7 separate regions of the Mus musculus genome follow, and regions 1, 2, 3, 4, 6 and 7 are each linked to region 5. The links are chromatin loops, found by intact Hi-C in ENCODE. Cell type or tissue: heart. All regions are shown on one strand.

What was found. Peaks named below come from ENCODE experiments on the same cell type or tissue, not always from the same donor. Only the 100,000 strongest peaks of a DNase experiment are listed, where the experiment ranks them.
Region 1: a loop joins it to region 5, with 10 times the contacts of the local background. A loop is called at or near these places in 11 of 42 quality-filtered maps.
Region 2: a loop joins it to region 5, with 6 times the contacts of the local background. A loop is called at or near these places in 20 of 42 quality-filtered maps.
Region 3: a loop joins it to region 5, with 2.4 times the contacts of the local background. A loop is called at or near these places in 11 of 42 quality-filtered maps.
Region 4: a loop joins it to region 5, with 2.8 times the contacts of the local background. A loop is called at or near these places in 2 of 42 quality-filtered maps.
Region 6: it touches region 5 in a loop (2.6-fold over the local background); 10 of 42 quality-filtered maps call a loop at or near these places.
Region 7: it touches region 5 in a loop (5-fold over the local background); 22 of 42 quality-filtered maps call a loop at or near these places.

Annotation. Positions count from the first base shown.
Region 1 is chr10:70,817,315-70,821,314 of GRCm38, forward strand. No RefSeq gene overlaps it. Among named protein-coding and RNA genes, the nearest start is that of Gm40689, 11 kb to the right of the region's middle. In heart, no CTCF peak of the experiment used is centred here; no DNase peak of the experiment used is centred here.
Region 2 is chr10:70,961,424-70,965,423 of GRCm38, forward strand. All of the region lies in intron 3 of Bicc1 (BicC family RNA binding protein 1), which reads right to left. Among named protein-coding and RNA genes, the nearest start is that of Gm24486, 81 kb to the left of the region's middle. In heart, a CTCF peak has its summit at 2,377 (motif pointing left); DNase peaks (open chromatin) are centred at 2,568 and 3,458.
Region 3 is chr10:70,822,320-70,826,319 of GRCm38, forward strand. No RefSeq gene overlaps it. Among named protein-coding and RNA genes, the nearest start is that of Gm40689, 6.5 kb to the right of the region's middle. In heart, no CTCF peak of the experiment used is centred here; a DNase peak (open chromatin) is centred at 2,352.
Region 4 is chr10:71,057,029-71,061,028 of GRCm38, forward strand. The region is part of intron 2 of Bicc1 (BicC family RNA binding protein 1); the gene reads right to left. Among named protein-coding and RNA genes, the nearest start is that of Bicc1, 100 kb to the right of the region's middle. In heart, no CTCF peak of the experiment used is centred here; a DNase peak (open chromatin) is centred at 2,013; H3K27ac peaks cover 2,119 bases.
Region 5 is chr10:71,216,058-71,220,057 of GRCm38, forward strand. No RefSeq gene overlaps it. Among named protein-coding and RNA genes, the nearest start is that of 1700113B09Rik, 16 kb to the left of the region's middle. In heart, a CTCF peak has its summit at 2,397 (motif pointing left); a DNase peak (open chromatin) is centred at 2,384; H3K27ac peaks cover 515 bases.
Region 6 is chr10:70,561,410-70,565,409 of GRCm38, forward strand. It overlaps Phyhipl (phytanoyl-CoA hydroxylase interacting protein-like), which reads right to left. Exons shown (of 5, transcript NM_178621.4): 4 at 3,765-3,882. Among named protein-coding and RNA genes, the nearest start is that of Phyhipl, 36 kb to the right of the region's middle. In heart, a CTCF peak has its summit at 2,432 (motif pointing left); no DNase peak of the experiment used is centred here.
Region 7 is chr10:70,316,819-70,320,818 of GRCm38, forward strand. No RefSeq gene overlaps it. Among named protein-coding and RNA genes, the nearest start is that of Gm33704, 25 kb to the left of the region's middle. In heart, a CTCF peak has its summit at 2,034 (motif pointing right); no DNase peak of the experiment used is centred here.

The DNA.
Region 1 (4,000 bases), 400 kb before region 5:
GAGGGCAGAGCAGTCCTGAGAAGCGCTGAACCTTCTCAATGACTTCTTCTATAAAACACAGAGTAAGTTGATGAAAGAGCAGAGTTGGGAGTCACTTATATTATATAATCAAGGGCAGCTGAAGGGAGAGGTAAGGCATACGGCATTTAAAAAGGGGGAGGGGGTGCTGGCAAGATGACTCAGCGGGTAAGAGCACCAACTGCTCTTTCGAAGGTCCTGAGTTCAAATCCCAGCAACCACATGGTGGCTTACAACCACCCTAATGAGATCTGATGCCCTCTTCTGGTGCATCTGAAGACAGCCACAGTGTATTTATTTATAATAATAAATAAATCTTTGGGCCAGAGCAAGCAGGGACTGAGTGAACTAGGTCTACCAGAGTGCACAGAGCCGACTGGAGCAAGCAAAGGTCCTAAATTCAATTCCCAACAACCACATAAAGACTCACAACCATTTGTACAGCTACGGTGTACTCATATACATAAAATAAATAAATAAATCTTTAAAAAATAAAAATTAAACTTTTGCTAAAGTAGAATTACATCTCTCCCCAATTCTTCCCTCCCCAGCTCCTCCCATTCCCTTCTCCAAGCGATAACCTTTTTATTTGATTATTATTGTTATATACATATAGGTATATGAGCAGAAATTTATAAATACAATCTGCTGAGTCCCTTTTTGTTGTTCATGTATACATGGTTTCAGGGATAACTATTTTGTGTTAGACAACCAATAAGGGGGTTCATCCCTGAGAAGGCTTATTCTCCCTCTCCCGGAAGGCAGAGCTGTCTGTAGTTCTTTGTCTATGGATAGGACCCCACAAAAACTTCCCCCCTTCTGACTTAGTATGTCTGTTGATGTTATCATTCTCCCACTGTTTTTGACACAGCCATGTCTAGGAGAGGCTGTCTCACAGCAGACTTCCTGGTATTCAGGCTCTTACAGTCTTTCTGACTCTTCTCTTACAATGGTTCCTGAACCCTAAGTGCAGGAGCTGTGATGTAGATCTGTCTGTCAGGGCTGGGTGCCCCACCACCTGTTGATCTGTGCATTGTGTCCAGTTTGGGTTTGTTTTGTGTGTGTGTGTGTGATCGTCTCCAACTTCAGTAGAGAGATGCTTCTTTGGTGAGGGGTGGTAGCTGTATTTAACTGTGGGTAAAAAGGATAAGATTTACCATGTGGTTTGGAATTATGGAGTATAGTTTTATGTGCACTTAACTTAAAATCAAGTGTGAAGAAAAGGATGGTAATAGCTCTATCCTTAGAGAGTGGTCTAGGAAGTCTGCCTCTTTATGTCAACACACATCTTCGGATAAATAGTGAAGAGGAGAAAAGTGGACCTTTAATAACTGTGGAAAAGGTTGAATTACTTAGGGTCAACACTGGAATTGCCGATAACAGCCAGTCCTCAATCAGTGTCTTGACCAGGAGCTGCAGAGAAGGAAACTAGCTTCATCCCATCAGTAGCTGGCCTAGGAAGCAAGATCCGGACTTCACCACCATGCATTGCGAAGTCGGGACCTTGCTTCCTACCTGATAGGGTGTGAGTCTTTATCCGAGTAATCACTGACCATGGTAGGCAAGATAATGAATGTAGAAATAAATATTTAATTAGTAAATCTCTTCAGCATGGTTTGTTACTCATGTCAGTGGTTTAGTTACTCATGTTAGTGGTTCCCGAATGAAAGACACACATACAGTCTTTATATTTTAATATATATTAAACATTACAATAACTGAACCACTGCCTAACCTCCATGCTGTTAATGTCAAGTTATTACTTACTGATTCAATGTTCCATCTTGGCTGCTCCCAACCCATTTGCACAGCCCTCTGGGCCTTGCTTCCTTAGCCCAGAGCCCAGGGCGCTCTCCCTGCTTCTCTACCACATTGCAGGCTCTGTGTCTCTCCTCTGTCCACACTCTCCACCAAGCATGGCAGATCTTCCTCTCCTCTCTCCTCCCAGTCCCAAGTCCGAGAATCCTACAATTCCACCTCTGACCGTCCTCCCCAGCTATTGGCTCTTGGCATCTTTATTTACCAATCAGAACCAATTGGGGCAGGTTCCCAGAAGCTACTTGCAGATCTCTCAAGTAAACAGTGTTTTGGGGAACATAAATAATATTAGAATACAAGCAGCGACGACTGACTCTATGAAGACAACCCACACCTAGCTTTCAGCATCTTTAAGACAACAGGACTTACCAAATGTAAGTAAGGGTGTAGACTTCAAGCTATGCTTATCTTGAATTACCCAGGTAGGCCCAACTGTGACGACATATATCATTCAATGTAGAGAGCCTTTTTCTGGTTTTGGTCAGACAAGAGATGCGCAGAACAAGTGTGTTATAGAGATGCTATAGTGCTGGCTTTAAAGACAGGTAGGGGGTTCTGTTAGTCAAGGAATATGGGTGCTGTGGACTCCCAAAGGCTAGAAAACACACACACACACAAAACATTCTTTCTACTGGCCCATGGGGTACAATTAATATTCTATAATAAGAGGTTTTACTGTCAGAAAAAAAATTAAGGACATATTGGACCAAGCAAAGCAAAATCAAGCAGATTTATTTGTTATAAGATCTATGTGTTTGGGTTTTCTCCCATGACCTATGATTCAGAGGTAAGAGTTAATCTTGTAAGATCTTGCTATTCAGGCTGGAAATTTCTCTAAACATTGCCACAAATCACATCATACCTGAAGTATAATAGGTTTTGGATAGACATTTGACTCCTTAGTGAGCACTGGAATTTTCATGATGACTGACTGAAGTCCACCAAGTTTCTTCAACAGGAAAAGCAAATGGGCTCTCTGAACCCTGTTTTCTCCCAAGTCAGCAAACTCCTCAGGTCAGCAAAACGTTTGCAGGTGGCGGACCAACTTCTTCTACCCAGAGCTCAGTGCCAAACCTCTGAAGAGAGGCTGAGTCCTTCCTTGTGCATAACTTACTCCATACTTCTGACATTTCTAACTGGCTGACTGTTTTCCTCTTGGAAAGAGAGAAAATTTTAAATAGAAGGAATTTGAGGAGACTCTAGTTAGAAACCCTGAAGCCACTCAAAAGATTCAAGCTTGACATTGGATAAGAGCAATTGTCTTCCACAAGAACCCTAGACAGAAACACAAGAGAAGGCTGGCTGAGGTCAATTGACCACAGGGAGCTCTAAGGAGCATCTAAGGTCTTTGGCTCTCCTCTCCTTACTTCTCGGACTTTGAAACTATTTATTTGAACCTAGTCCCTGTTGTATAACTATTGGACCATTCCAATTTTTTCAGAAGAAGATTATCAATGAAATCAGTGAAGTGACAAGCTATCTAACACCTTCTTTCACCATGGCTGCCTCTTTAACTGCATTGATTGGCTGGTGTGTCTTGTTTTTTGTTTTGTTTTGTTCTGTTTTGTTTTGTGTGTGTGTGCATTCATGTGTGTACCATACATGTTCAAGTATCTGCAGAGATTAGAAGGTGCATTGAAATCCCTAGGGATGGAGTTACAGGTAGTTGTGAGCCCCACCAGTATGGGTAATAGGAACCAAACTCAGATTTTCTGGAAGAGCACTATGTGCTCTTAACTGCTGAGTCACCTCTTCAGCCCTTCACCTTCTTTTTAATACAACTTAAGGGATACAAGGATTTTCTTCCCTCAACATTTCTCCCATTTTCTGAGTGTATTTCTTTAATAAGAGCTATACTTTTCAAAGTGACCACTGAAATCCTTCATCAAATCTTTCAAACCAACTCTGGCTTAGAATTGCTTGTGCTCTGTGTTCCTGCTGGTGTCAGCTTGACGGAATCCAGAACCACCTGGTGAGGTGCCTCTGGGCTTGCTTGCAGGGAATTATCTCTACTGTATGAGTGACGTAGACAGAACTATCTCTATTGTGGGTAGGGTGGGATCATTTCTCAAGGAATGGGTAAGTCCTAAGCTGTATAAAATGGAGAATGTGGGTTGACCAGTTGGCGGTTGTCACCTTTGCCTCTTGGTATGCAGATGCACTA
Region 2 (4,000 bases), 250 kb before region 5:
GCAATTTACCTCCAACCTGTGCAAAATAAGCAAATCACACCACTGCGAAATAAAATAAGGTAATTATGAATTCTACTTGTGAATTGAGTTCTCGTTATATTCTTGGCGGCATTCTAAAGATAATAGAGTAATTTGTTTAATCCAAGCTATTGCTTTGTGAACTTTTTTTTTTTTTAACAGAGAAAACCAATGCAGAAAGCAACAATAGTAACTTGCCCTAGAAAAGTAGATTTTACAGGACTCAGACCTGGCCCTATAGTGCAATGTCTTCCAACTCTGTCCACAATTTAAACTGTGATGACGTATTACAGAAAACATCCTCATGGGCCAATGTTCACAGAACAACAAAGTCCACTTGGGAATATTTCATATTTACCCAGAGTTCATTTTGAGTGACTAATACACAGCGTGATTTCTTTATTGACCACGATTGTAACTAGGGAAGTGTCCAGTCACTCAAGAGGGATTACTGATCGCCTTCACTGCACCAAGGTCTGGGGAATGTGTTGGTAAAGACGATTCCCGCACACACAGGCCTGAGTGATGCACAAGGAGGCCTAACAACATTTCACAAAGACTTTTACATGTTATACTAATCATCGTATGACAGAGCGTGGGATACAAGACATAAGGATTGGAGAGCCGGCTAGGGGAGAGGCCCATCAGGCTCACTAAGAGGAATTGGAGTGAGGGCCAGACACAGCCAAACTCTTCCAGCAAAGGGAGGGTCCTGCACAAGTCTTCAGGTCAAGGTGTGTTGCCCTGCTGTTAAGGTCTGAGTCTGTTGTTAACAGACAGCCCTGAAAAGGCAAAAGGGCAGACTCTTTGTCAGCTGGGCATCTTCTCCTCTGAGGACTCTGGATCCCACCTGAGGAAGGTCATGTGATCCTGCACCTGAGATTCCTGGGATGCCTCCCATGCTAATGAGGCCTCTCAGCAGCCTTCAGCCAATGACCTCCCCCCAACACCCAGATATTCTCACCCCCTCCCTCACAACTAGATAACCATTGATTGGTTCACCCCAAAAGTTTATGTGTATAAGCCCATCCTGAATAAAGGTATATGCCCAAGATAAGATCGTCTCAGAGAGCTGTTTCATTGCCGATCATCATCAGAGAAGGCCTTCTCACTCTCTCCCCACCCCCAAGGCACTCGCTTCAGGTGGACTGAGATCCTGTGCGATCTGGACTCTGCTTCATTCTTCCAGCCCGGTGTGTAGTGGCAGGCATCTGGACACCCCAAGCGGGAGAAATCAAGGACATGGAACCACGAGGATGTGTTTCCATTTCTCTTTCACTGGGTTCCTAGAATTTAGTAGTCTGGGAGTTCTGACACCTTACTGTCCAGCCTGGTGCAGATGAAGACCATCCTGGGGTAAGTGGAGAGTCCTTTGCCCATTTGTATTAGTGACAAAGTCAAGAAACGGATATGATCATCAATAGGTCATGACCATGGTCTATGAATTCCCTGAGTCCTTTCTGTCCAGTACAGGATAGAGATCCGTAAATATCCAGGTACCATCCACAACCATTGAGCCTTTTGTTCTTCCAAAGCAGGAATTACCCAGTTGCCACTGAGTAGGGATTATACCTGGACTACATACGTCGGGATGTCTCCACTGCCAGCATACCCCACAGGTCAAGGTCAATTCTATGCTGAACACATCACATATTTTGAGGTGCAACCAGTCAATCCAGGGGAGAGCCCAGGGAAGGAAGGAAAGGAGACTACTCAGCTCCTCTGAGCAGTACATGACACCACAGCTGACAACACCCTGCAGCTTTGGAATGTGGAATATGGGCTGAACCCCCACTTAATCACCCCTCTACTGGCACCCTGCCCTTCTCTGCCATGTCCCCCCTGCTACTCCTGACTGAGGCTCTCCTTATCCCATTATCTTTTTAGCCCTGTCTCTGACATTTGCAATGACTTTAAGATTGCTCGGAACTTTCCAAAACTGTTTTTCATAGGCTCTAAGTTTAGGGAACCCAAAAGCAAGGCACACGGATGCCCACCCACCACAGTCTATGAACCCGTTTTTATCTGGTTTGACAGAAGTGACAAATGATTCTGAAGAATATAGATCAATATTATTTACACACACACACACACACACACACACACATACCATGTGCAAGGTATGTTAACTTGTAAACCCATTACTTCCCAGGCTGGATAAACACTAAAATTCTTATACACCTGCACCTGTAGAGGTGCAGGCATGCTTAGTTTAAAGATAACCAAATTATCGTAACTTTTTCTTTCCAACAACAGAACAATAAGCAAAAGGAAAAAAAAAAAAAAAAAAAAAGAACAAAAAACAAAACCACCTCAACAGCAAATTTAGAAGTGAATGAGCACCACCTAGTGGTCAGAAAGTGAATTATTCAATGAAGCTGGGACTGCAATGTCTTCAACCCCTAACCCCAACCCTCAGATTCAGCTCTTGTTAGAAAGTGGCTCTTTGATTTGCCAAGCTTAATAGAAACCGAGAAAAACAAATACTACCACATTGGATCAAAGGGATGAGATGGCTAGGGACATGCTCGCTATCTCCCCCCTACTCTCTGGGTCCGCTCTTGCCTTTACGTAGAAGACATGTGCATGCTGCCTGCTGCCTGCTTCTAGTCTGAACGGAACCTCAATTCATTACTTGCCATGCCTGAGAGCCAGTGCCTGGTGAAGATTTCAGTTTAAGATTGTGTAAAATCACAGGGGATAAACGTTGTGTTCCAATTCACCCTAGAAACACTTGACCGTGAGTTGTAGTATTGACCCCACTGATAAGCACAAAATGAATTAGGCATCAGCCAGAAAGCATCAAAAGACAGAGAGCTGCAAGTCTGTCCAATGGCACTATGGGTACAGACTAGGGATGTTATAAACCAAGCTATTCACCCACACCCACAGTGGTACTGAGCAGACTAGCAGCACTCTATTGTCGAAAATGTCTATATGAAGGAGACTCTAGGCTCAGGTTCCTTCATTTCCGAGGTAACCATGAGCACTGGGCATTTCCAACAAAATTCTAACTTTCAGCAAGTCTGATCCTAGTATCAGAGGCGTGCGAGAGTGTTGGTTTTCGGATTCAGACCACACCCATCTGCTCCTGTCTTTTAGGCGTATCACCTCCCATGGAAGAGAGGAGACTGGATAGCAACCACTCTCACTGAGAAGTTCAGCTATGCTGGTATGTACACACCACAGAAGGAACAAAGGAAAATGGGCCCTGCTCTGCGGAGCTCGATACCTTTCACAGGAGTGTTCTCCTGGCTTTCATCTGTGAGTTCATAGACACCCTTGATGGTTCCAAAAACACGTTTTTGGTAAACATTTTAGAGTCGAGACGCTTCCTGAACCTAACCTTCAGCTTTGTCGAGCTTTTGGGAAGATGGTCTGGCATTGCAGGATTTTCCCTGTCCGATTACATTAGTGCAGAGGAGGTCTGTGATTGGACAGGGAAAAGGGAGGCGGAGCTAAGGGTAGCCACTAACAAGCTCTGTGGGAAAGTCACAGAGAGACTCTGGAGGACAGTGCGGGAGGAGTAGTAATGGAAAAGAAGGGAGAGGTGAGAGTGGTAGGAAGAAGCAGAGAGAAGGGGAGAGGAAGGTAGGGCGGGAGAGAAGAGAGAAAATGGGAGGGAAGGAAGGAAAGAAAGAGGGAGGGGAGGAGGGGGAGGGAGGGAGGGAGGGGGAGGGAGGAAAGAAGGAAGAGAGAGGAAGGGAAGGAAGGAGAGAAGGAGGGAAGGAAGGAGGGAGAGGGAGGGAGAAAGGAAGGGAAGAGGGGAAGGGAGGGAAAGAGGAAGAGGAGAGAGGGAGGAAGGGAGAGAGGGAGGGAGAGAAGGAAAGGGGGAACAGAGAAAGGAGGAGAATAAATACAGAAAATGTGGCACTATGCTTGAATATTCGAGGTCCCTATTGACTCCTGATTTTTGTTGTTGTTGTTGCTACTGCTGCTGCTGCTGCTGTTTTAATGCTTGCTACACAGCTGGTGGAACTGT
Region 3 (4,000 bases), 390 kb before region 5:
TTCTCCTTATCACAGAGGTTGTACTAGAAATCATGCAATGCTTTTGTGTGTGTGTGTGTGTGTGTGTGTGTGTGTATTAGTGTGTGCTTTACATATTGTATTACCTCACTATGAAGTACCTCCTTATTTGTGCCTTCAAAATCACTTTTCTTTTACAACAGTTAGGTCAGCTATCTTTGGATTATACTTGCATTAATGCATCTTTTTCCATATAGTTTCTGGTTCTCTGGTTTTTGTAAGAAACACATCACAGGGTCCTGATTTTTTTTCTGTATATATCATAATAATTTGTTGTTTTAGTTGGACCACTGAATTCATGTATGCCTTGTGTCATTACTGAAACATTTTGTGTTCAATATAACCTCAGATGATCTATGTGTTGTATTTTTATCTTTTAATTCTTCTGACTCCATTTTCTTCTGTTTACATTTCTCTTCTTTTGGAGACAGGACCTCACAGAGCCCAAGCTGACCACTAATTGCTATGTTGCTTCACCATGGACTCCTGATCATCCTTTGTCTACTCCCCCCCGTGCGCCCCCCCCCCCCCCCCGTGCTGGGCTTACAGGTATCACATCCACTTAATGCAGTGCTGGGGACTCCACCCAGACCCAATGCTCAATTGATCAGGCATCACTCTACCAACCAGCCAAGTCCTCAGTGGCCACATCCCCAGGGGCGGGCCCATGTTTTAAGTTGCCTGTACACTTTCTCCCTTAATAGAGGTGAGTGCTCTTCTCAGGTGTTTTGAGATGAATCACTCTTCACTGGTTCTCAGACAGTGCTGCCTGCCCTGTTATGAGCTCCTGGATCATCACTTCTTCCATGTTTGCAAACAACACAAGGTTTTATAATGTTACCTAGTGGGATTCCCCCAGCTATGCCCACTGGAAGTTTTGTCTTGTCTTGTCTTGTCTTGTCTTGTCTTGTCTTGTCTTGTCTTGTCTTCTCTTCTCTTCTCTTCTCTTCTCTTTCCTTTTCTATTTTTTCCTCTTCTTTCCTTTTTCTTTTTTCCTTCCTTCCTTCCTTCCTTCCTTCCTTCCTTCCTTCCTCTCTCTCTCTCTCTCTCTCTCTCTCTCTCTCTCTCTCTCTCTCTCTCCCTCTCTCCTTTTTTATTGTTTTATTTCCATCTGGGGTCATTTACTTGCACCCTTTTTTTCACAACACATTCTTTCAGGCCTCCTTTTGGCAGAGAGCTTCAGCAAATGAGTTCTCCCACTTGTGTTTGTCTCATCCTATCACTTATGTTGCTTCATGGGTCTGTCTGTATATCTGTCTCTCTGTATGTGTCTGTATCTGTGTGTGTGTGTATGTGTCTATGTCTGTGTCTATTTTTAGAGGTGTGCATGTACATGTGTGTATATCTCTGTGGAGGCCAGAGGTAAGGGCCTTTCTCAATTGCTTTCCACCCTGCTTTTTGAGATCGAGACTCTGATTGAATCAGGAGCTCACCACTTTGCCTAGATTGGATGGTCAGTAAGCTCACGTGACGCACCTGTCTCTGTCCCCACAGCACTGGGGCTATAGACACACGCTGCTCCACTCAGCTTCCTCAAGAGCACTAGGTCTCAAACTTAGGCCCTCGTGCTTGTTTGACAAGCGCTTTGCCTAACAAGCCAACTCTCTGTCTTTCTGTATATTCTGAAGTCATCTTCTTCCAGCACTTCAGAGATATTAATCATTCTTTTGAATTTTAGCACTTGGCATTTTGGTTGGAAAGTCAGCCATCAATCTTTGTTTTGAAGGAGAGTGTCTTTGATATGGAAATGTTAAATAGTTGCCACACACACACCCCACGCCCCCAGTTGCTTTTTTCATTTTGAATATACTACACTTCTTGATTCTCTTGTTCCAGGAAATCTGTTTATCATGAAAGGGCCAGTTTTGGTGAACCCCCAAGACTTACAGCCAAGCTGGACAGAGCATGAGCAGTCAGGCAGTTCCTTGATGCCTGCTTCTAAAGTGAGCACCGTCTTGTGAGACTGAACCTTTGGCTGGGTCAGGGAGTTGAAGAATCAGAATCAAACACTCATTCATTTTTCCACAGGAAAATTTTCATTTGGATACTCTGGCCTTCCCTCTACCCAAAATTCACTTCTAACTCTCCCAACCAAACTCTATAGTCAGAAGATGCCAAACCGGGTAAGAGGTTGACAGTGCTGTTTCTTCCTCCGAAGCATTTTTAGGTCAAACTGTAATTGCTTCATAGCTCTATGTGTTCCCCATGGGCTCTTTCTCTCCCCGTGACATTACTCAATCATAGCTATGAATAACATTGAAGATAACAATGTTACACCCAGCTGAGTCCCAACACTGATCATCGCCACAGCGTGCCGGATTTGGAGCTTCAGGCCAATCCTATCCTGCATTTCTTCTACACTCCCTGAAGAAAACACTGAGGCAGGCCTGGTCTCTCATCCCCTGACCTAAATTAAACTGTGGAAGCAACTTTGGAAAGAGTTGGTCATCCCCAATATAGCCAAAAAGTCTTTCCCAGACAAACAGCTCCCTGGCCTGTGCTCTTGTTCAATAGCCAACTCTTGGGAAGAAGTAAGTTAGTGTTTTCATTTAACTATGGAAATGCAGCATTTTCCACAGACATATTAATGACCTCTGATGGTAGATAAAGACTATTAGGGCATTATACATAAACTCAATGTCCAATTATGAAAGACCAGTTCAAGTACAGTGTATACAAGTTGCATTATGCACACATTCAACTTAAATGTATGAAAAGTTTTCCTTGTAATGAATATGAAGAGATATTCAGAGCATTATATAAAATATACCACCAAAAATGTGACAGAGAGAGAGAGGGAGAGGGAGAGGGAGAGGGAGAGGGAGAGGGAGAGGGAGAGGGAGAGGGAGAGGGAGAGGGAGAGGGAGAGGGAGAGGGAGAGGGAGAGAGACCCACCTGGAGACACATGTATCAAAATGTTCACAATTATTATTTTCATTTTTAAGCTCACTATGTTAACATATGCTTACCTTTTTATCATGGGATACTTTTTCTTTTCGTTTTTTTTTTTTTTGAAACCACCACACAAAATGCAAATACCAAGAAGCTGTTGGCTTCAACAGCACATAAATGTGCTCATTAAATTGCTCCCCATCTGAGTGATAGCAAGCAGTCTATTCTCGTCATAATGAGCTATTTCATTTTTGCTCTAGGATGGGCATAATCTTAAATTCATCTTAATCAATTTCTCAAAATTAAGCAGCAGCAAGGCCTACTTCCCTCTGGCTTGTTACAAGTCCTATCAGCAAGTCTCTAATGAGCAATACCGTTTAACACATGCAAAGAGCAGGATGCCAGCAAAATAACAATTGAGTGGCTTGCTGGGGCTCCGAGACCTACACCTACAATAGGGCCTTGTAGAGTCACCCCTGTGTCCAAGTCAGCCAAGAGATCGTACATGACAAGCAGCAGTCTGTGCCCTGCTAGCAAGGTATGAAAGGCAGCTGTATGAAACATTTTCATTTGTATCTTTTTATCCAGGACCACAATGCTACCCCATCTTGCTTTTAGCTAAAGCAAGATGCAGCAAATGAAATTAAAAAAGGAAATGTTCTTGGTGGACTAAGCCTTTCTTGGATGGGTGCAATGGTCGATGTATCCGGTCTTCTACCAAAACAAAGGCTAAAGTTTGTGGAAGGTGCAAAAGGCAAGAAAGACAAAGAGGTGATAGTCTGGTGCGGGTGGCTCACAAATCTGTTAGCAATCAAGCATTTCCACCACCGGCAGTGAGGACCTGGGGGCACAGCTTACATCATCACCACCACCATAGTCAGACGCATCAAGTGTAGCACATAAAAGGTCTCAGCCATGCCAGATCTCCCAGCATGCTTCTCCCAGCGTCTCTGTCTGTCTCTGTCTCTCTCTTGTCCCCACCCCCAGACAACCTGTTCCTCTCCCCACTCCCCCATTAAACCCCTTACAGTAGACCCTTTGCATGGCCTGATTTCTTAGCAGCACAGCCCGCCACAGGTACCCACCCCCA
Region 4 (4,000 bases), 160 kb before region 5:
CCTGAGATAGAAAGCTATCTAGAAGCAAGAAAGGCTGATGACACAGAAAACCAAGCAGAGCACACCCTAGCTGGCAAAATAAATGGCTAACAGGAGGTGTCTCCACACACACAAGTCTCAGGCAGACAATGAGAAAGAGAACTTCAAGGGGCACACAGACCCCCATGGCGAAGGTTTCTCCCTTCTCCGTCCTTTATTGACACCATCTACTTTTCCTGTATTCACTTCCCCCTGATGACTCTAAACACTAAAAGGAGGAGTCTGTCCAAACAGAAAAATTAACACACGAAAAGAAATGTTTTCCCATTGCCTTTGAAACCAGCATATAAATCCTTAAAACAGACTGAGGTATTTGATTTAAAAACAAACCCAAGAACCAGGCACGATAGCACATGCCTTTAATCCCAGCAGCCTAGTGACAAAGATGGGTAAGATCCAAGTTCAAAGCCAGCCTGGTCTATAGAGCAAGTTCCAGGACAGCCAGGTCTACAAGCAAACCAACCCAGGAGTGTACCACCCAAGCTCAGCACCACATGTCACACGTCACTTGTATGGGAATCCCCACCCCACCTCCACCCCTACCCCCTACTGCTTCTGTCACGCTTGCTGGGAAGTTCCATTCGGGAAACATGCCTAGCTTGTGTGCTGTTCTCCATCAGAATGTTCCAGACACACGAGACTAAATAAAAAGAGTGAGGGATGCTAAGATCATACAGAGCTAATCTATCTTTGCTGCTCTTGTCCTAGCCTCGTGTCTATGGTGACGACCCTGATAAGGAACATCAGCTGTGAAACCCTACAGGCCCTTCGCACTAGGAGCTTCGAGAGTCGTTCCTCAGGAGGAAACAGGAAAGAGAAAATTCTGAGGCTGTACTGTGGAGAATCTCAACCCAGATGAAGGGTATGCCTGGGGCTGCGTAGATGGCCTTTAGATCAGAGCGGAAAGAGGGGCAGAGGGAGGGAGGGAGGAAGGGAGGGAGGCAAAAGAAAAGGGCTATGCACATCTATAACCCAGCACTGTGGGGTAGCACAAACTAGAAGGTAAGGGGCTTTCTGGCTGTCAGGCTAGCTCCAGGTCCTGGTTGGGGATAAGTTTACAAAAGATAGAGCCCAACATGCCCAAGGACTCCCTCCAGCCTCCACACCTGAGCAATGAGTTCACCAGCTCGTGCATGCAGAGAGTAGTAGGCCTGCCCGCCTCTTACAGATCAGGGTGACCTTCTCTGTCACACTCTTGTTGCCTCCTGGAGAGAGTGGGCAGCAGATTCTGTCTATCAGCAAGCTGCGCTCTGCGGGACTAACACATTTAAGGTGCTGTCTTTTAAACAGCCAGCCTTCAGGAATAGTGTGTATTTGTTAATAAATGGCGTGGTGCCATCCTCAAGAGAAGTTGCTCTGGTGGCAGTGAAGCCAAAACAGACAGACCCACAGACAGTCAAAGTCTACAACGGGCAGACTTGTAGATACACCATTCTTACATCTAATCGCTAGTCCAGAAAAAAAAAAAAAAAAAAAAAAAACCCTGTGTTACTCCAGTATCTCAAGCATTGCTCTGAATTAATGGAGAAAGCTCACTGCAGTAAACACTGTCTGCACAGGGGTGTCTAACGACTTCTTCCCCTTGCCAGGCAAGAGAGGAAGACAGACTGAGGGAATGCTCAGCAGGACAGGCCACTGATCCCTGGAGGGCAGCACACGGGAACAGAGCCAGTGCTGACTCAGAGACAGGTTTACTCTAGACAGTTTCTCGTCACCTTTGAGAGGGCCAAGGGAACCGGCCCGAAATCCTGAACAATGACAGTATGCCCTTCCTTTAAAGTCAGTCAGCTGGTCCCCTGGGGGAACTAACCTCAACTTCACAACTGCCTCAGAATGCCCACCGGAGAGCTGGCAAAAGGCATCACGGGGTTCCAGGTTCAAACAGAAAGAGGGCACGCTGCCTTCTCAAGCCAGGGTCACAAAACCACTTGGCTTGAGAAACCTGCCAGGCAGCAGGCCAGCGATGGCCTCTGTGTTTGTTGAAGTCTGCCTAGCAACCCCTGGCAATTTCTGAAAGCACGTTCAGTCATCCTGGAAAAATAAACACCTGCCAATGGAACGGCCGAGGTTCGAAGTGTGTGCCCTTCCCTCCTGGAGAAGAAAGCTTGCTGTTAGCCTCCCGTCTGTGGACAGAGGTGCAGTGGCTGCAGCCAAGAGCATGAGGGTGGGGGTGGCAGAGAGGAGAGTGAACTTTCGGTCCAAACACCACAGTGACACTCTTCAGAATACAAACCCTAATGATACTTGGAGAATTCTCACTGTGAGGAATTGACATTTATTCTACTTAATATAATCATCTCCAGATCCATCTGTTTCCTTACGGTGCATGCTTCCTTGCACTTAAATTTAAATACACATGCTTTTGACGTGAACATAGAAGGGGCATAACGAGAGGGAAGATGAAATCTAAAGTGAGAGGGAGGAAGTGAGAGAAAGGTAATGACCTCGATATATCACAAAGAAGCAGAAGGGAAGAACTAACAAAGAGAAGCGGGAGATGGGACAGCAAAAAAGCAGCAGGGGCTGGAGGAGGGCCTGCTATACTGACATACATTTGTCCATACATACACACATATATGAAGACATCACAACCAAACCCATCTCTTTGTACATCCACTTTAAAAATTAATCTTAAAAATCGAGAGAGAAAAAAAGAGTTGACATCTAAAAATAACTGTGTGGTCTGGAGAGATGGCTCAGCAGTTAAAAGTGGAGATGGATCTCACAGAAGCCCTCAAGTTTGGTCCCCAGCACCCAGGTCAGGTGGCTCACAATGATCTGTAACTCCAGTTCAAATGGATCTGGTGCCTTCTTCTGGCCTCTGCAGGCACCTGCATTTGTGTGCACACACCCACACATAGACACCCACATACACACACAGACACATACACACACAGACACACACACACACACACACACACACACACACAAGTACAGATGATTAAAAAATGAAATCAATGTTCACAAATAATTTTTGCCTCTGGGTTAAAGCGTATGTAGAACCTTATTAATGATTTGAACATATGCTAAATGTTACAGTGGTATAAGCTGGCAATCTACACAATTGCTCTTAACTTAAATTTCTAATATTGAAAAGACACAGAAGGATTCTCAGGTTTCTAAAGTCTTTACATGCAAGACAGCTTCATTTTCTTCTTAGAAGGCTGACCTTCTGAACAACAATAACAAGTTCAATTCAATTACAGTTTCAAAGACTAACAATGTTTAAAAGTCCAAGAAAGAAAATACTGTTCTTATCTAGTTGTTTCAAGCACGCTCAGGTGGCTCTGGACGGACAACCTCCCCAGAGTCTTGAAAGGCACTGGCTGTGGAATGCCACAAACACAGCTTGCCTGGAACACACATGTCTTTAATGAAAACCAGAGGCTCCCAGGCCTGGGAGTAGGTGGGTCCATGCACTGCACTCTGACCAAGCTAATATGAGAAAGGGTAAACTGTGGGCTCCAAGAGCTAAACACACACACACACACACACACACACACTAACTCTCTTATGCAAGCTATCCTTCTTACAGAACTCTCTTACACAACTGTGGTAGATGTATAGGTTCTAGTGGCCCCATTGTCCTGTGGTCCTGGGTGGGTTGTGAGCAGTATTATGAGTTTTTATTTTTCCCTTTTAGATAAGCACAAAGCATCCGAGTACATAATGCAAAGAAACACGTCTATTACATCCTACACTTAGAACAAGACTCATGGGCAGGGGAATGTAACTCAGCTGGTACAGTGCTTGCTCAGTATGCATGAAGCCCTGGGTTTGGGTGTAATAACACAAGACCTGTAATCCCATCACTTGGAAGGCAGAAGCAAAAAAAAAAAAAAAAAAAAAATCCACAGTTCGAAGTCACCTTTGGGTACATAGCAATTTTGAGACTAGTTTAAGTTACATAAAACCCTGTCTTAGAAATATAATTAAATGGAAAAACAAAGACCCAGTAAAA
Region 5 (4,000 bases):
GGGTGGCTTTCAGATCCATCATGGCTTTCAAACTGAAGCCACGTCTTTCTAAAGAAACCCCAGTGAGTGATGAGCACTACATCGCACAAATGAGAGTGACCGGGCATTTCCCTGGATTCCACTCGGCTCCTTAAGCCACGCCCCTTTGGCCCCAGGTGAAATAGCATGCATGAGTGTGCAGTGGCGCCGGCCTTTAACCCCAGAGCTTGGGAGGCAGAGGCAGGCGGAATTCTGAATTCGAGGCCAGCCTGGTCTACAGAGTGAGTTCCAGTTACTTTCCAGTCACCTGACAAAACCTCCCTCAAGGGAGGAAGGGTTTATTCTGGCTGACAGTCTGCGGGAGCAGACTATCACTGCAGGTCTTAAAGGCGGCATCTCAAATCACTTGGTTTGTTCAACCGGTATGAAGACAGAAGTGAGTATGGATAAAAATGCTGGGCACTGTAGCCCACATCTATAACCCCAAAACTGTGGAGGCAGAGATGGGATCACCCCTGGGGCTTGTGGATCAACTAGGGTTCACCCAGGACCAGCAGGCAAAAGCAGGAGTTACTGCCTTGACAGGTGTGATTAACCTCGATCTAGAAACTCCCTCACAGACATGCCCAGAGGTTTGTTACCATGGAGATTCTAATCGCCATCAAGGTAACAAGATCAACCATCCTTTCTTTTTCCTTCGTCTTCCAACACATGCTCTTTAGGAACACCCACGATTTCCTACTTAGATGTATCTGCTTCCACCACGGTTCAACTGACACAAAAGGTCTCAGATCTAAGCCCCAGTTTGGGGGCCAGTGAGATGGGCCAGCTATAAGGGCAACTAGTGCCAAGCGTCTAACCTGAGTTTGAGCCTGGATCCCCACATGCTATACAGAGAGAGAATGCTGCAAGTTGTTACAAGTTGTCCTATGACCTACACACACACACACACACACACACACAGCCCGTACCTCTTTGTTTTTCCCACTATTCTGGCATCCAGCAAGCCCCCAGCTTTCCTCCTATCTCTGTCCCCCAGTGCTGGGCTTATAAGCACACACAGCTATTCTCAGTCGCTTCATGTGTGTGCTGAGTCCTTCTGCAAGCGTAAATTCTCTTACCCACTGAGCTATCTATGCAGCTCCAGGTTCTATATTTCTAATGCTGGTCTGAGAACCACAGCAGGGAACCCAGGCCAGCTGGGCTTCACACACAGGAAGCCCTGGGAGGTAGATGAGGATATCAGCAGCTCCCCTCAAACCTGTCTGGCTCGCTGTGGACCCCAGGCAAGCCATGCTAGACTGTGAGCAGGCTCAGCTCCTGATAACCCACTCTAGGCTGTCTCCATGTCTAAGTCGGTGCTTGTTAGAAGAGCTGGGGCTATAAGCTTGACCTTCAGCGTTGGCCCTGTCACCCACCATATCCCTGTGCCATTAGCGGGAGGGGGAGGGAGGCAGTCACTCCCTGTGGAAGCAGGGACAAGTCACAGTGGTCATGAAGGAAGTGTGGCTTCACGGTGGGACGCCCTCTGAGTCACCTAATGGGACTCAGTCAGAGACCCAGATGACAGTGCTGGATTCAGGTTATAGCTGTTGCTCACCTTCAGCCGCTGTATCACTCGGGGTCAGTGTCAGAGATAAAACCCACTTTAATTAAATAGGAAGAGACTGAAGGAATGCAGGAGACTGGCTCCAGACAAAATAGGAAGGCCAGAAAAGCGCACATGCTCGTGTGTGTGTGTGTGTGTGTGTGTGTGTGTGTGTGTGTGTGAGTGTGTGTGAGAGAGAGAGTGTGTGTGTGTGCGTGTGCATGCGCGCGCTCAGGAAGCAGAGAGAAGCGCTAGGAACTGGCCTCTGCGGTGCAGACAGCCAGCCCTGCTATAACCAAGATGGTGGAGTCAGAAAACTGTTCCTGGGACTGACAGCGGTCAGGGAGCGAGGCTGCCTTCAAAGCTGTCTCCTTCGAAGCCACACTGCTGCTACGAAAAACCCTTGCCTGCCCACACGCGGTGCCTCGTCACCCTTGAAGCCAGCAACTAAGTAGCTAGGGAAAGCATACTTCCTCCACACGTAGACCGCTGTGCCTTCCAAATGTTCCGTGGCCTGTCTGAGGAGCCACACTGCAATCACATCTGGGACCTCTGTTTCCCGACCCTTGTAAGTACTGGAGACATGTCAGGAGGCGCAGGAAGAGCTAAGGCACCAGGAACCTCAGCCAGCTCCCTGTATCTTTGGAGGAATTGGGGGTGGGGGTGGGGAGTAGGCTATTACCTGAACAGGAAAAGGTATCTCCTGGCTTAAAAACAGAGGCAACTGAGCAAGAAGAGAGATGTGTATAGCCCCAGGGACTTGAGCTGGTCATCAGCCTGAGCCCTTGGATTTGTCAAATGCTGCCTTCTGCTGCCCTCTAGTGTTTGCGGAACAAACTGCTTCTCCACCTGATACTAAGAACTCCCCCGATGCCAGGAAAAGCCTCCCAGACTAGTCGACAAAATTACAACTCATCTGATCAGTTGACATTCGGGTCACACTTGCCCCAAATGTTACTGTCTTAGCTCTCCTGCTGTAAGATATTTATCCTCTGTAATTAGAGGGGTTCATGATGTCATGGTTCTGGTGGGCTATGGCTTCCCAGGAAGCCGTACTAGAAAGCATCTGATTTGTTGCACATTTGCTTGTCTTGACAAAGCCCTGAGCCCTGCCCCCACCCCACCCGTCATCTCCACGGTTGGAGATTGGAGGGTAAGATCTGTGTTTTTTTTCAGGACTCAGCCAGTAAGAAACAAGTGGCCGTCAACAAGCAGAGTCTTGAAATGACAGACTTGTTACCAACCAACAAACTGAAGTCATTGTGTTGACAGTTTTCAATCTAGAGACTCGATGTACCAATCAGAATTGTGGAGTCTGATCTGCTGAAGTATCCTGCCTGCCTCCCTGGTTAGGTCCCCAGTGTTGCATCTGGGATTCCACAGGATGGAGGGTCTGTCTGTCTGGCCCAGTGGGTAAGACTGGGAGCTGCTACTCCTGGATTAGCCTTCCATCACCGTCTCTCTCTTTCCCTCATCATCATTTGTGTTAAACTAGAGCCTGCTTTTAGATCTTCCTATAAGGAAGACGGCCGAGAGCAGGTCTCTTTGGACAATTTGGTTCTGTCCACAGTAGGGCAGAGGTCAGCAGCACATTTATCAACTCTCCCTTTGCCTACGGCCCCTTCAGCACACAATTCTCTTTAAGTCTCTACCCAGTCGGCTTCCAAATGGGTCTTCAAAACTGCCCTGAGTGTGGCTTCAGTGCCTTTTGTGAGAACTGTCTCTACCCCAACACCACGCTCTCTGAGAACCTCTAAATATTTGCAAACACTTTGACACAGTTTCAAACCACCGCAAGCTGGAGATGTCAACAGAAACCACTTCTTAAATATTCTGCTTAGCCAGCAAAGCCTTTTAGCTTCCAGGTGCCTGGGCTGTCCCCTTCCTGCCTCTCCGAAGCACCAGGCTGTTAGGAGAAAGGCATTTATTTGCAAACAAGGCCAGACAGAGATCAGAGGTCCCCTGCATGGCTTGGGGACACACACCACACTGTCATCACACACATCTGCTGTTTGCTTTCCTCCTGGGGAAGAGATGGGCTCCCCTTGAGGCAGAGATGATGAAAGGCTGCAGGGGGGTAGGGGTGAAGGCATGGGGGGACGGGACAGGGTGACAGCAAGCTTGAAGCTGCATGTGGGGTCAGGGCCTGTGTACTCAGGTCTCTTGGAGGTTGATCTGCTGATCTACTTCAAGGCTTTGGAATCGGAATCCCGGGATGTCGTCCCGCTGGGTTCTCAGGGGAAATTCTCAAGGGCTTGAGGTGGTGGCCTAGCCACAGAAGTGAGACCATAGAGGGACAAACACTTAGAAAAAGAGGCAGTCTCACGCTGTTGTTATGATGAGAACAACTGCCAGACCCCTGTGATGAGCGGGACAGAGGACAGGAGTGTGCCTCTGAGGGACAAGTCAGGGTGGCATAAACAATCATATCAT
Region 6 (4,000 bases), 650 kb before region 5:
GAATGCACAAAGAAAGCCTGTAAGATTTAGGATGTAGTTAATCAAATATTCATGTCCCAGCAGTTTTAGGGTGAACAGAACAGGATTAAAATTTTTTTTAAAGAAGTAGACTTTTTTGAGATGAGGTCTCACTTTGAAGCTCCAGGTGGTTTCAAACTCAGAATTTCCCAACTCAGTGTCCCAAGGGCTGGGATGTGATACCACACCTGGCCAAAGACAAAATTTCTATTGCCCTGGTTATTATTATACAATGTATATCAATTATCACAACATAAAGATGTTCATTATACACTACTGGTCACAGAAGACCAAGCATGGCTCAAGGATTATACCTTCACACTACAGAGGACAGAAAAAGCAAGAAACCTGTTAGTGTGTGTATTTTCAAAGGCAATTTGGAAAACCATACTTGTTTACTAATGTGAAAAGAGGAGCCTAACCCTAGCAGCTCAATCCTGGAAGGAATCCCAACATATTTTCAAATTAAGCGAAAGGGAGTAGAGGAGAGACACAATAGACAGGTTCTCATGCTCCATATCTGTTTCTGCCTTGAGAGCCTATACAGTTGTATTTGTTATTTGAAAAGGAAGAAATTTTGTCACCCACTTAGACCAGATAGAAGTGTTTGCTCCATATGTTTTGGCCATTTTAAGTCCAGACACAGGCCTGCTTGTCAGGTTACCTCTCATTGTTTGTTTGACAGCACCAACATTTTTCCCAAACACATTGTCTACCTCTCTTGCCTTCGGTGTGGCCCAGGCCTCTATTATTCCGTGCCTTGACTCTCCCCTCACTGTGAACTCCTACAGTGTTAAGCAGCAGCTGATCTAGGGTAGAGACAAGGTAAGCCTTGGCTGTCTTCCTGACCTCCTCATGGGTCAGGATGTGGTTCCATCAAGGCTGGGTTCTGCCCACTGCTGCTGCTGTTGGCTGACTCTAGCCTCCCTGTGTTCCCAAGAAGAGTAAAACCACATCTTGATATTTGCTGGTTGCTTTAGTGTCTCATTAGCAGCTCAGCTATGCTTAAATTTGAGTGGAGGTCTCATTAATTAATTTGTGAATGGAGGTTCTCTGTAGAGTTGCCCCATTCTTGTTTTTCTTGATGGGTGCCTACCAGCATTTTTAAGAATGGAAAGTTCAAGCTAGTATTCTAATAAGGATTTTTTTTTTTTTTTATCATTACTATCACTAGGCTTCTCAGAGTCTGTGAGACAATGAGGTAGGCTGGGGACCTGCCACCATCATTAGAAAAGCAATAGGCTTCCAATTCCATCACCTGACTACTATCCAGTGGTGTTTATTAAAGAAGTAGATTAGAGGCAAGACCAGGCCACATGGAGGCCAGGCGAGAAACACACTCCAGGAGCAAAGCCTGTATCTTCTCTAACTTGCTTTCTTACCACCTGAAATATCCCTTTTTTTTTCCTTCATTTTCTTCAGTTTTCAAGATGTTCCTTGGTATAAATTTCATCAGATCCTTATACCATTTGGGGGTCTCTCAGCTAAAACTCATAGGCATATGCTATTTGCTAAATTTGGAAATATTCCAGCTCTGTGAGTCTCAGCCCCACCCTCCTGTTCTTTCTGGGTCTCTGACAACCAGGCAGAAAAAGGAGAAAGAAAATGTATTCAGATAGAGAAGCCCCTAGCCTCACTAGTGAACGTGAACAAGGTCGGATGCAGGAGGCATTTTCACTGAAGGTGTGCTCATGTTTTAGTCTTTTTTTTAGAAGAGAAGACAATTAGTTCAGCCCTTATGGACTGAAACAGGATTTATCCACAACTTCTTCAGTTATAATGACGTATAAAGATTACCGGGTAATTGTAAGATTTCTTCATCAAGCATTCTGAAGATAACATTCTAAAGGGATTCTAATCAAGGAAATGTACCCTGACAAACACTTTCCTAATTAAAATGCAAATCAAGATCCACGGAAGTAAATACCCTTACTAAAGTTCACTGCGTAGAAAAGGGAGTAGTTTTGTTGTTATTTGTGGTCTTGGGGCTTGAACCTAGACTACTGCATGCCTGGCAAGCATTCTCCTAGAGCCCCACCTCCAGCAGAGAGAGAGGGGGCTTTATTTATTTTTAAATAAAGCTTTTCAAAATGATGAGGAATTCTACCTATGCCTTAGTTAACGGTGTTTGTATTTAATGCTTCAAGATACAAGTTACATGGGTTTTACTGCTATTATTTTTGAAATTAAATCAAAAGTAAGTTTTGTTGTTGATACAAACATTTTTCATGCGGGTAAACTGGATTTAAATCATGTAATGTGTACAATTACTTCATCCATTTCCAGGTGCTCAGAGTTTGACTGGTTTGAATTTTTGGAAACATTTATGAGAACAAATTAAGCAAATATTCTATGCCAGGAAAGCCTCTTCCCACAGAAGAGTCAGAAAATCCTAGAGAAATACTGACCCCCAGTGGCCGCACTGGGCAGTGATTGGCAGCAACCCAGCAACCTGAATATACAGCAAAGCTGTGTTCTTTTGATGTGTTTCTTAACAGAGGCAGTAGCAATCGTGGAAAGTTTTTGGTCTCCACATTTTATATTTAAAAACATAAAAACTGTTTGGGCTGAATTTACCAGCCATTCTCAATTAATGACTGACAAGCATAATAATTTGTCATTCAGTTTAAATTAGGTGAATGGCATCCACTCAAAATTATATAGACTCCTGGCCACTTAGAACAACAGACTGAAATCTGTACTTATAAGCTATTCAGACAAAAAGCAGATGCGTTTGCTATCATCAAAATACAATACAAACACAGGGCACAACAAAGTACTTTGTTTTTTGTTCAAACATCCCCTCAGGCTCATGCATTTGAACACTTGCAGGTCTCCCTCCAGCTGGTGGCTCTGTTTGAATAAGGGCTACAACCTCAGCAGGTGGTACCTTGCTGGGGGAAGGAGTCCCTGGGGTGGGCCCTTAGGGTTTAGCCTAGCACGGCAGGCCACAGTCTCCCAGGATGTCTGGCAGTCTCAGTAGCCTGCTACCATGCTATCTTATACCTGCTACCATGTCTTCCTGGACAGACTCTGCCCCCAAAGCAGCTACAAGGCAAAAATGTTCTTCCCATAGTGTGCTTCTCAGGACCTCAGTGGTGAAAAGTGACGGAGGTCTTCTAATTCTACAACATATATGCCGAACACACTTCTTCCACTATGATTCCTTGCATTTCTACAGCTTGGAGCTCATGACTGATTTAAGAGAAATTAGAAAAGTATGCAAAAATTTAAAAATCTATCAAAACTTCCTGATTTTTTTCATACATAGTCATGTAAAGACAAAACTCCTTTATAACTCTAAAGGCATTAGGTTCTTATTCATTTTGACTGATTTCCTTTTGATCCGGGTCCCTTGGCGGCACCCTAAACTGAGCTTGAATTCATGGTGACCCTCCTGCCTCATCCTCTCAAGAGCTATTAATATAAGATTGAGGTGCCACATGCAGGCTAAGGCTTCAAAAGAAAACATTGTGTGGATTGTGTGCAGAAGTTCAGAATCACTGTAGTGTGTCATTTTCAAAGGCTTTGTCTCCCAGGGCTGGAGAGATGGCTCAGCAGATTACAACATTTGCAGCAATTCCAGAGAATCCAGTTTTGGATTCTCAGCTCACGTGTTGACTCCCGCCCATCGGTAACTCCAGTTCCAGGCGACCCAACGCCCTTCTCTGGGCTCTACAAGAATGTGCTCTTCAGACATATATGAAACCAAGATACCTGAACGCATAGATACTGGTGACTCTTACCTCACATAGTCAAAATACTCTTTGTGCTGGTTCCGATAGAAAACAGAGAACTTAAGCATGCGTCCTGCAATCACGTCAGCCTTCTCCAGCAGCTGTGTTAGATGAACTTTGGAGTAATCTGAAAAATTTAAAAGTGTCATATTAAGCAATACAGTACCAGAAGTGTCAGCCACAGAATTGATAAATCAGAGATTATTAAAATACATCTTTACGGGATTCAACTTTGTAAAATAGGA
Region 7 (4,000 bases), 900 kb before region 5:
TATAGGCTCCTGAGAGTCCTCCAAGAGTCCTGATCCGCTGTACACAGCATTTGACCTAAGATAGCTTCTGGAACACAGGGTGTGGGGGTGGGGTGGGGGTGGGGTTGGGGACAGCAAAAAGGAATGGAGACCAGGGCGATGGTTACCCTCCCCATCTTCCCGGAAGTCCCACCCCCTTGCTCCTTCTGAGTTACCTCATCAGCAGGGCTTTCATTGGAGCATGGTGACTGTATGGTGAGATTCGATTGGCTGAAGATTTAAGGGCTTGGGATTGACTCCAACACTGTATATAAGCTTATGTGCTGCGCAGTTAACTCAGATCTGCACCCTGTTGCTGGTCTCCGTAATCAGATTTCCGGGATCTGTCATGTGATTCTGTCACCTCTAGCTCCACCCCTGTCCTCAGGCCTGTTCCCACATGGTATTAATCCATCGACAATTCAAACATCTCCCAAAGATTTCCACGCTACTGCAGAGGGATTACATTTCCAGCGTTTGAATTTAGGGGAGCACCATTCTCACCCAGAAGCCTCCGCATAGCTCCCCATCCCAAATACTTCCCCGAGCCAATCTGTTCCCCAAATCAGAGAGACACTCATTTTAAACTGAGGAGGCACACGCCAATCTGAAATATCAACGGCAGAAAGCACCTTGCTGGTACTGGTGATGTCTGGGGTCAGAGTCTGGATCCTGCCGGGCCTAAGGAGGTCATAGCTATGCGGGTGGCACCTGAATGGCTGTTCTCAACACTGACAGAAGATAGGCCCAGGCCGTGACAGGGTAGGTGAGGTCACCGCTGTGGCTAGGAGTGTAAAGAAGGCTCTCCTCCCTTGTCATTGGCCTCGATTCAGGCACAAGTTACCACTTAATATCCGAATGGCTGTTGAGATGGTAATGAGGATCTTGTGGTTTTCTAAATGAAAAACCATGATGTGATGCATTTCCTCTTGAGAACATTAATCTGAAAATCAAGCCCTAGTTAATTTAAACCGAGTTAAGTACAAGGAGCAATTTTTAAAAAAAATCGCAGCAAAGGGCACTTTTCTATGGGTGCAAGCGCAGCTACAGAGCCCGTCATTTATTCCCTAGGAAACCAGGGGTGGTTGGCAAGAGGTCTGGTGCAAACGAATATTTTCAAGTGATTATAAAATAACCCAGATAGAAAGAGACAAGAGGATATTTTAATAGGAATGTTGATAATAGGCCAGACCAGAACTGCGGTTTTAAGATGATTGGAGAACTGGGGGGGGGGGGGGGATGAGAGGTGGGGGGGGGGCTCAAAGGCCGGGAAGTCTGCCCTTGTTGGTACTCTGCCTTCCTTTGTGCTCCCTGTGCCCATGGCTTAGCAACAGACTCAGTCTCCCTACCTGTCATCCTCTACTTCAAAGCCTTAGTCTCAGAGGATGGAAATTCTGTGGTTCCTCGGGGATTCCCCCAGGCTGCATTTCCTCAACCTCCATTGCTCCGAGTCTGAGCTATCCTGCATCTTGCATGATTTCCAGCACCGGGGCACTGAAATCCCATCAGCCACAACGGTAAGTCAACACATCCAGGAGGCCAAGAGGTGATGGAGAGGCACCTCGGGAAGAGTTTGGACCTTCAGGGATTCTTTCATGTCTTCTATCTGCCTTTTCAGCACCTAGTCTCAAAGTCTAAACCAGAAAAAAAATTTTGAGTCAAATTACAAAACTCTCTTTATAGTTCTTTGGTAAAAATGTCTAGGGCAGATGACTGCACTTCTCTGTCTCCTACCCCCAGACTATTCAGATCACCTCCATCTAAGCTAAAAATGACAACTCTCATTCACGTGCTTTGATCATGAGACCTGCTTTGGTGGTGGGCAGAGGGCCTTGTGGGATATTGAGGTGAAGGCAGCCACCCCCTGGTTAGCCAGCTCTATTGTATCAGACTCATCAGAGATGATGACGGCAATAGACTGCTTGATCTCTTCAGAGCCCTGCGGGTTTTGTTACCTCCTGTCACAGCTCTCTCACTTCTGGGGAACACAGAATGTAAAATTACATTTTCTGCCACTAGGGGTCAGTGTTGTGTTCCTGATTGCTGCTGTGGTCTTGTAGCAATGACCACAGTGATAAAAATCAAAGGCTTGAGCCCAGTCTGTCTGCTTCTCTCTCCATTTGGTAGCTGCAAACTCACTTGTATAGAACTTGCTGTCCAATCCGTTATCACTCTCCCTTGAACCCATTCTGAACCTTTCCTTCCTCATAAATGCATTGGGGAAGTGACAAGCACCCGCCCCTTAGAATCCACACAATGGGGACTGGGGCATTGCTGTGAAGGAGCCAGACAGTGTTTATCTCCAGTGATTTCTCCTCATCATGACCAGCAAAGCCCACTGAAACTTTATATTACAACTAATTATTTTACATAGAAGAAGATAAAAACCAGGGGTTACTCTCCTTGGCTGTACATAAGAGTCTCCTGGGAAGACCGAAGAAAATCTTGCCTCTCGGGCCTTAGCAAAAAAAAAAAAAAAAAAAAAAAAAAAAAAGAGAGAGAGAGAGCGATGAGAGGTGGGGGCTTCATATGTGAGCACTTCTTAAACTTTTTGAGTTAAAGCCAGCTTCAAACACCAGTTGAGCTGCCAGTATCAAATAAACACTTGAACTGTTGGGCTCTATATTAAAGAACGATTCTAGAAGGAAGGAAGGCTAAAGTGAGCCACCAATCAGAAGATTAGTATTCTTGTTCCTTGTTGGAGGAAGTATGTCACTGGAGGTGGTGGTCTTTGAGAGTGTAAAGGACTCGTGCCATTTTGAATTTATCATCTTCGCTTCGTGCTTGTGGTTCAAGATGTGAGCCTTCTTCAGCTTTCTGACCCCACCTCCGTGATTTCACTCTGCCATTGCAGGCTCTAACCTGATAGAACTGTAAGCCCAAATAAACTCCTTCTATACATTACCTTTGTCATAGTGTTTTGTCACAGCGATAGCGAATTAGCTAATACCCCATGGATGCAGAATGACAGAAAGGTGGAGGGTGGACTCAGCGTTTAAACAGTGGACCATAAGGTCTTCTGGTCAGGCATGGGGTGAGCCCATGCCTCTCACCTTACAATTAAATGCATCCCAGGCCCTGGGCATTGTATAGAAGATAAACAGAGCAGTCTCTGAAGTGTAGGGAGAAGAAGGTGGAACTGTAAGGGTCTAACCCTTATGTATCGTTAAAGCCATGACATTATGAATAACTCATATTGTAAAGCCTTCTAATAACCAAGACCTTATTCCTGTAAAACAAGGTTGGGAGAAGGAACCAAAATGTGCCATTACATTGAAAAAAAATGCAAACAGGGCACAAGGAAGGAAAGGCAAAATGAGCCATAAATCAGAGGATTTGTATTCTAGTTCCTTCTATTCTGGTGATCAATGTGACTTTGAACAAGGCGCATCCCAATTTAGGTGTTCTTTCCCTGTTAATGCTAAGGGACAACGGTCATGAAATAAAATGCTTACTTAACAATGGATAACTAGGGGGCTGGAGAGATGGCTCAGAGGTTAAGAGCACTGACTGCTTTTCCGAAGGTCCTGAGTTCAAATCCCAGCAACCACATGGTGGCTCACAACCATCCCTAATGAGATCTGACGCCCTCTTCTGGTATGTCGGAAGTCAGCTACAGTGTACTTATTTGTAATAATAAATAAATCTTTAAAAAATGGCTATTTATTATTAGGTTTACTTCCTTCTCACTTGGCTGAAGATAATGAGGTCCCCCTTGCCCTCCACAGGAAGGGCATTGGAAGAAGATGAATGTCAGCCAGCCTGGATTTCTTCCTCTTCCCCATGTTAAAGAGATGTCTCTCCTTTGGAGCATCAGTGTTCACTGCAAGTACTTGGTGCTAATAAAGCAGGCCACTTGAATGGAGCCAGGACCCCAGCCCCTCACCCTTCTGGCGGGGAAGTGTTGAGGTAAGCCCTTATCTTCCATCATGAGCCCGGCTTCACACGCTGAAATACAAAAGATATGAAATATAAATATGAA